Regions from separate parts of the Homo sapiens genome. Here all the other regions are linked to region 3. Evidence: chromatin loops called from intact Hi-C (ENCODE). Cell type or tissue: gastrocnemius medialis. All regions are shown on one strand. Region 1 has its middle 170 kb from the start of CLVS2. Region 2 overlaps TRDN (triadin). Region 3 has its middle 95 kb from the start of CLVS2.

The links. A loop is a pair of places that touch in the nucleus more often than their neighbours do. Peaks named below come from ENCODE experiments on the same cell type or tissue, not always from the same donor. Only the 100,000 strongest peaks of a DNase experiment are listed, where the experiment ranks them.
Region 1: it touches region 3 in a loop (2.9-fold over the local background); 1 of 110 quality-filtered maps calls a loop at or near these places.
Region 2: a loop joins it to region 3, with 7 times the contacts of the local background. A loop is called at or near these places in 1 of 110 quality-filtered maps.

The regions. Positions count from the first base shown.
Region 1 is chr6:123,166,029-123,168,528 of GRCh38, forward strand. No RefSeq gene overlaps it. Among named protein-coding and RNA genes, the nearest start is that of CLVS2, 170 kb to the left of the region's middle. In gastrocnemius medialis, no CTCF peak of the experiment used is centred here; no DNase peak of the experiment used is centred here; H3K27ac peaks cover 737 bases.
Region 2 is chr6:123,294,793-123,297,292 of GRCh38, forward strand. All of the region lies in intron 24 of TRDN (triadin), which reads right to left. Among named protein-coding and RNA genes, the nearest start is that of TRDN-AS1, 140 kb to the right of the region's middle. In gastrocnemius medialis, no CTCF peak of the experiment used is centred here; a DNase peak (open chromatin) is centred at 1,073; H3K27ac peaks cover 300 bases.
Region 3 is chr6:123,089,714-123,092,213 of GRCh38, forward strand. No RefSeq gene overlaps it. Among named protein-coding and RNA genes, the nearest start is that of CLVS2, 95 kb to the left of the region's middle. In gastrocnemius medialis, no CTCF peak of the experiment used is centred here; a DNase peak (open chromatin) is centred at 1,448; H3K4me3 peaks cover 348 bases; H3K27ac peaks cover 2,072 bases.

The DNA of each region.
Region 1 (2,500 bases), 76 kb after region 3:
CATACACAAATTAATTAACATGATACATTGTATCAACAGAGTGAAGGTTAAAAACCATATGATCATTTCAATTGATGCTGAAAAAGAATATGGTGAAATTCAACATCCATTCATGAAGAAAACCCTCAAAAACTGGGTATAGAAGGAACATACCTCGACATAATAAAAGTCACATATGACAGACCCACAGCTAGTATCATACTTAATGGGGAAAAACAGAAAGTCTTTACTCTAAGATTTGTAACATGACAGGGATGCCCACTGTCACTATGTTATTCAATATAGAACTGGAAGTACTAGCTAGAGCAATTAGACAAGACAAAGATATATAGGACATCCAAATTGAAAGGAAGGAGTCAAATTATTCTTATTTGCTGATAATATGATCTTATATTTTGAAAAACCTAGACTCTGCAAGGAAACTATTAGAACTGATAAACAAATTTGGTAAAATTTCAGGATACAAAAATTAACTTACAAAATCAGTAGAGTTTCTATATGCCAACAGTGAACAATGTGAAAAAGAAATTTTAAAAGTAATCCCATTCACAATAGCCATACATAAAATTAGATACCTAGAAATTAACTTATCCAAAGTGAAAGATCTCTATAATGAAAACTATAAAATGCTGATAAAGGAAATTGAAGAGAACATCAAAAAATGGAAAAATACTCCATGTTCATGGATTGGAAGAATCAATATAGTTGAAGTGTTCATACTAAAGCAATTTACAGATTCAATGCAATCCCTATCAAAATACCAATGACATTCTTCACAGAAATAGAAAAAACAATTCTAAATTTCTAAAATTTATATGGAACCACAAAAAAAACCCACAATAGCCAAAGCTATCCTAAGCAGAAAGAACAATACCAGAGGAATCATGTTACCTGATTTCAAATTATACCAAACAGCCCGGTATTGGCATAAAAACAGACACATGAACCAATTTAACAGAATACAGAACCCAGACACAAATCCATACGCCTGTTGTGAACTCATTTTTGACAAAGGTGTCAAGAACATATACTGAGGAAAAGACAGTCTCTTCAATAAATGATGCTGGGAAAACTGGATAACCAAATGCAAAAGAATAAAACTAGACCCCTATCTCTTGCCATATTAAAAAATAAAATCAAAATGGATTAAAGACTTAAATTTGAGACCTAAAACTATGAAACGACCACAAGAAAACATTGAAGAAAATCTCCAGCACATTGATCTGGACAAAGATTTTTTGAGTAATACCCCACAAGCACAGGCAACAAAAGCAAATATGGACAAATGGGATCACATCAAGTTAAAAAGCTTCTGCACAGCAAAGTGCAGAAAAAAACCCAGAGAATAGAAGAAAAATATTTGCAAACTACCCCTTTGACAAAGGATTAATAGTTAGAATACGTAAGGAGCTCAAACAACTCTATAGAAAAAAAATCAAATAACTTGATCAAACCATGGGCAAATGATTTGAACAGCCATTTCTCAAAAGAAGACTTATGAATGGCAAACAGGCAACTGAAATGATGCCCTACCTCACTGATCATTAGTGAAATGAAAATCAAAACTACAATCAGATATCATCTCATCCCATTTAAAATGGCTTATATCAAAAAAAAAAAAAACAGGTAATAACAAATACTGACAAGGATGTGGAGAAAAGGCAACCCTTGTATACTGTTGGTGGGAATGTAAATTAATACAATAACTATGAAGAATAGTTTGGAGTTTCTCAACAACCTAAAAATTGAGCTACCATATGATCCAGCAATCCCACTGCTGGATATGTAACCAAAAGAAAGGAAATCAGTATATCGAAGAGATATCTGCACTCCTATGTTTGTTGCAGCACTGTTTACAATAGCTAAGATTTGGAAGCAATCTATGTGTCCATCAGCAGACGAAGGGATAAATAAAATGTGCTGCACATACAAAATGGAGTACTACACATCTATAAAAATGAATGAGATTCTGTCATTTGCAGAATGGATGGAACTGGAGATCATTATGTTAAGTGAAATAAGCCAGGCACAGAAAGACATGCATCACATGTTCTCATTTATTTATGGGATCTAAAAATCAAAACGATTGAACTCATGGACATAGAGAACAAAAGGATGGTCGCCAGAGGCTTGGAAGGGTAGTGTGCGGTTAGGGAGGAGGTGGGGGTAGTTAATGGTACAAAATACAGAAAGAATAAATAAGATCTACTCTTTGATAGCACAATAGGGTGACCCTAGTCAATAATAATTTAAGTGTATATTTTTAAATAACTTAAATAATGTAAACGGATTGTTTGTAACTCAAAGGGCAAATGCTTGAGGGGATAGATATCCCATTGTCCAAGATGTGCTTATTTTTCATTGTGTAATTGTATCCAGATATCTCATGTACCCCATAAATATATACACCTACTATGTACACACAGTTTTTAAAAAATACGCCAAAATGTCTTAGAAAAAAATTATGGTGGAAGAACATATTTATTAACCATTTCTGGTT
Region 2 (2,500 bases), 210 kb after region 3:
GTAAAAACAGTGCTGGCACAAGGCTTCCAAGCAATTCCATCTACTGACCTGGAGAATGGAAGTGTCCTGCTTCTGGCCCCTTACAGCAGGTATCTAGAGATTTTTACTCCTCCAGTGCTAGGCAGGGCCTACTCCCATAAACTCAGCAAGAAGCAGTTACAGAAAATGAATCTTACCCTTCTGCAGTCCGTTAAGATTAAGGAGGAGTATCTAATCTTTGAGGGGGCAGGAAATGAGGAAGGAGGCAGGACTTGACTCCAGAGGCAGAGTTCAGACAGTGGACCAGATTGAGGACTAGCTAAAACAGGGCCAGGGCAAAAGCAGCTTTCAATCAGACATGCCCACCAGTGTGCCATGTCAATTAACCCTTGCCATGACAACACCCAGGAGTTACTGCCCCCTTCCATGTGACTCAGTGATGACTACTCCTCCCCTAGAAATGTCTGCATAGACTGCTCCTTAATATGCATGCAATTAAAAGTGGGTATAAATATGACTACAAAACTGTCCTGAGATGCTACTCTTTGCCTATGGACTAGCGCTGCTCTGCAGGAGCAGTCACAGAGCTTAACATCCCCAGAGCTGTAATGCTGCCTCTTCAATAAGGCTATTTTTATGTACCTTTGGCTTGCCCTTGAATTCTTTCCTAGGCAAAGCCAAGAACACTTGCAGGCTAAGCTTCACTTTGGGGCTCACCTGCCCTGCATCTATAATGTATTATATATTTTAAAATTGCCAAAAGAAAATATTTTTTATATTCTTATTACAAAACAATGAAAAATTGGTGAGGTGATAGGTATCTTAATTAAGTTGATTGACTCTTTCTACAATGCATCCATAAATCAGAACATCACATTGTACCTCATATATATACACAATTATTATTTATCAATTAACGTGGTAGCTCATGCCTGTAATCCCAGCACTTTGGAAGACCGAGGCAGGTGGATCACTCGAGACCAGGAGTTTGAGACCGACCTGGCCAACACAGCGAAACCCCATCTATACTAAAAATACAAAAAGTTAGCCAAGTGTAGTGGCATATGCCTATAATCCCAGCTACTCAGGAGACTGAAACACGAGAATCGCTTGAACCCAGGAGGTGGAGGTTACAGTGAAATGAGATGGCGCCACTGCATTCCAGCCTGGGTGATGGAGTAAGACTGTGTCTCAAACAGAAAAAAAAAAAAGATGAATGAATGGCAAATTAAAACTTTTAAAATTTTATTAATTTAAATCTCAAGAGTAAATTGCTTAATGGGGAAATGCAGTTCAGATAAAAATCAACCTGAAATGTTGCAGCATTATTTTCTCCTGGGTTTACTGCTCTTTAAGACATCTATTTACTCAACTCGTGATAGATTTTCTGCTTTAATCTATCAGAGCATGTTTAACTTTAAGGGCGTATTAACAAATCTTGTTTTTAAGACCAGTGATTCTGATGCAGATATATCTATGCCTACCACTACTTAGAACAGAGCAGAGGTTGACTTTGCTGTAGATATACATCTTAGCCAGAAAGAACCATCCGACAGGCATTTTACCATTTAAATTGACTTGAAGATTAATATCTAAACTTTCTACCACATATATTCAATAAGAAGACCATTAGGGGGATGCAAGAAAATATCATAAGGACTTTAATGGGATGCTTCAATCAGTTTAGAAATGTTACTACATTTTACTTGAAGCCATTATGATTCGGAGACATGTTTTCTGAGATTCATGAAACTTTTAATTATCAAGATTAAAATGGAAATATAAATGTTAAATATATAAAATATAATATAAGACTCTAAGAGAAAATGCCTTCTGAGCTGTGTATGAATTAGAGTTCACAAACGTTCTTTTTTCTTCCTTACTTATAGAGGTATTCTCATATAAGGCAGTCTCATTTATCAAATGTGCTGTAAAAAGTTACTTGAATAAAATAATATAGTTTTATGTATATAATTTTGGAAATATGTTCTTAGGGATTTCATAGATAATGATGTGTGTTAATATTATTTACACAATGCTGAACATCAGGGAAAGAAATGGTAAATGCTTTGAAAATTTCCCTTTAGTCTTTTAAAGGCCATTTGGTAAACAAGAATTGTCTCTGACAATTAGAACAAATTTCTGGAAAAAATTTTGCTTCATGTCAGGATAGATAGAAAAGTGACCTGATAGATAAGAAGTAGAAATATTATTTATGGTGTTTTTTATTTTTAAAAGCAGCAATAATGGGCAAGATAAGAGAGTGTTTGGAAAGTCCTTTAAACAAGATTATCTGTAACAGGGTCTGTGGTTGATATGCCTTTTTCATCCTAGTTGGTATGCATTGGCTATATATTATGCTAAGTTTTCGAGGCACCCATTATTTTTAAAGTTTTTTTTGAGGCTGCACTACAATAATTTCTATGAAATATTTTTAGTTGTTATTCAAGCATCTTACTGTTGACCATTCTGTTCTCACTTTTCATCTCAGACAGTTATCTGATATTTTGCCTCAAATGAG
Region 3 (2,500 bases):
AAAAAACAAACAAACAAATAAACAGAAACAAACAGCACAACCAGGTCTTAAATGGGCTTTGGGTTCCATTTTAATGATATGTTAGTCTTTGAGTGTGTTTTTTTTTTTTTTTTTTTTTTTTAGATAGACTTTCACCCTGTCACCCAGGCTGGAGTGCAGTGGCGCAATCTCAGCTCACTGCAAGTTCCGCCTCCCGGGTTCAGTTCACACCATTCTCCTACCTCAGCCTCCCGAGTAGCTGGGACTACAGGCACCCGCCACCACGCCTGGCTTATTTTTTTTGTGTTTTTAATAGAGACAGGGTTTCACTGTGTTAGCCAGGATGGTCTCGATCTCCTGACTTGTGATCCATCCACCTCGGCCTCCCAAAGTGCTGGGATTACAGGCGTGAGCCACCGTGCCCGGCCTAGTTTTTGAGTTTTAAAAAATAATGTTACTGTTACCCATTACTGCTTCTTCTCAGACATGAGAAAATTTTTTCTTTATTCCTTTTGGATAAATGGATTGTTTCAAACAGAAAGAGAAGATTTGAGATAAAGGGGCCTGCTGAAGACAGTTAAACTTAAGGGAATGACTAAACAAGAAGAATGAATGAAGATAGTGACAGCTAAAAGAACATTGGATTACTATGGAAATAAGACATTTAATATAACACTCATAATGATATCTACCAGTTTTTGAGCCCTTATATTACACTTGGGTCTATGCTCTGCCTTTTATATATTTTATTCAATTTAATCTTTAAAACCACCCTATAGAGTGGATACTAAGATTAGCCAAAATTCTCAGATGAGAAAACTGCCATTTAGTGACATCAATTAATCTGCTCAAGGACAGTGCCAGGATCTGAATCCAATTCTTTCTGATTGATAAACCTAGGACTTTGTCTTAGTCCATTTGGAATGCCATAACAAAATACAACAGATGGGGTGTCTTATAAACAACAGCAATTTATTTCTCACAGTTCTGGAGGTTGAGAATTCCAAAATCAAGGCACCAGCATATTCAGTCACTGATGATGGCAAGCTTTCTCATAGACAGCTCCTCTCACTCTAACTTTACATGGCAATCCATAGAGGAGTCTCTCTAAGGCCTCTTCTATAAAGGCCCTAATCCCATTCATGAGTTCTCTGCCCACATGACTTAATAACCTCCCAAAGACCCCAGTTTCTAATACCATCATCTTAGGGGTGAGGATTTGAACATACAAATTTTGAGGACACATAAACATTCAGATCACAGCAGCATCTTTAACCACTGCAACATACTGCTCCACAAAAGACAGATATTTCTTTTAAGAAATTACAGAAGTCAACGTGAAGCATTATAATTGAAATCTCTTGTATATTATCAGGAGTCAGAAGACAGCAAAGCTGAAGTCTGACTCTGCTTTGCCCTGCGTAGTTTCAGGACACCTTGTACTTCAACTCATGTTTGCTCATGACTCAGTGTGGCTGACATCTCCATGACACACAAATTAGACCAGAGAAGCAAGACTCTCCCTGAGCTGGAGCTGGCCCTCAAGGTAGTGTATACCAATCAGATATATCCTTGGAGGACTCCATAATCAGATTTGGGAGGTCTGGAAGGAGCCCAGACTTTCTATTCAGCAGGAGTGGGCTGAGATTCAGCTGTAAATAGAAGAGAAAGGCTGCCATAGCAGTGGAAAATAACTATGTAGCCCTGGCTTGTCCATTTCACATAAATGCCACAATGATTCATCTTTGAGTTGATAAACATGTTTTCCTAAGTGAAAGTCAGACAGACAGGATGTGATTCCCAGCTAGAAGGGCTTCATTACTAAAGTATTATAGAGAGAAGCTGCTGAGCCTATGCCTTTGCCATGCTGGAAATGGATTTTTGCTAGGGGCACAGTTTTTCATTTCAGTGAAATGCAGATAAGGGGAAATTCTGGCAGTTTATTGTAGTGAGTCTTTAGTCTTACTTTCCTTTTAGTTCTCATAGTGACACAGGTCTGGTGTCATATTCAGGGCTCACATTAAGAATATGAGCAATGCTCACTGACTTCATTGACATAGTCGCCAATGTATTCCCAAACCTGAGGGGGAAAAAAACACCACAGACTCAGGATTTGAAATATAGATGGCACTGTTAGACTCAGGATCTATGTTTAGAAAGAAATTAGGCACATAGCCACCAGATAGATGCAAGGAAAATACCACACCTCAGTTATTAAGGCATCAGGTTTTCTTACAGGCTCTTGTTTACAAGTACAACCCAAGTTCACCACCATCACCCCACACTACCCCATACTTTCAAAAATCACTTTATAATTCCCAGGGGAGAATTATAAATCAATGTTGATTGATTGCTCTGTAGTATATGTAAACAAATAAAACCAATGGGCATGGGGAGCCCAATTCACTGCTTCTCTTGTGACAAGATTAATTTCAAGTCAATCCAGCACTGAACAAACATATATTGGGCATGTAATATTTGGTGGTCTCCATCTGGTTGCTGGGATAGGAGTATGAATAAG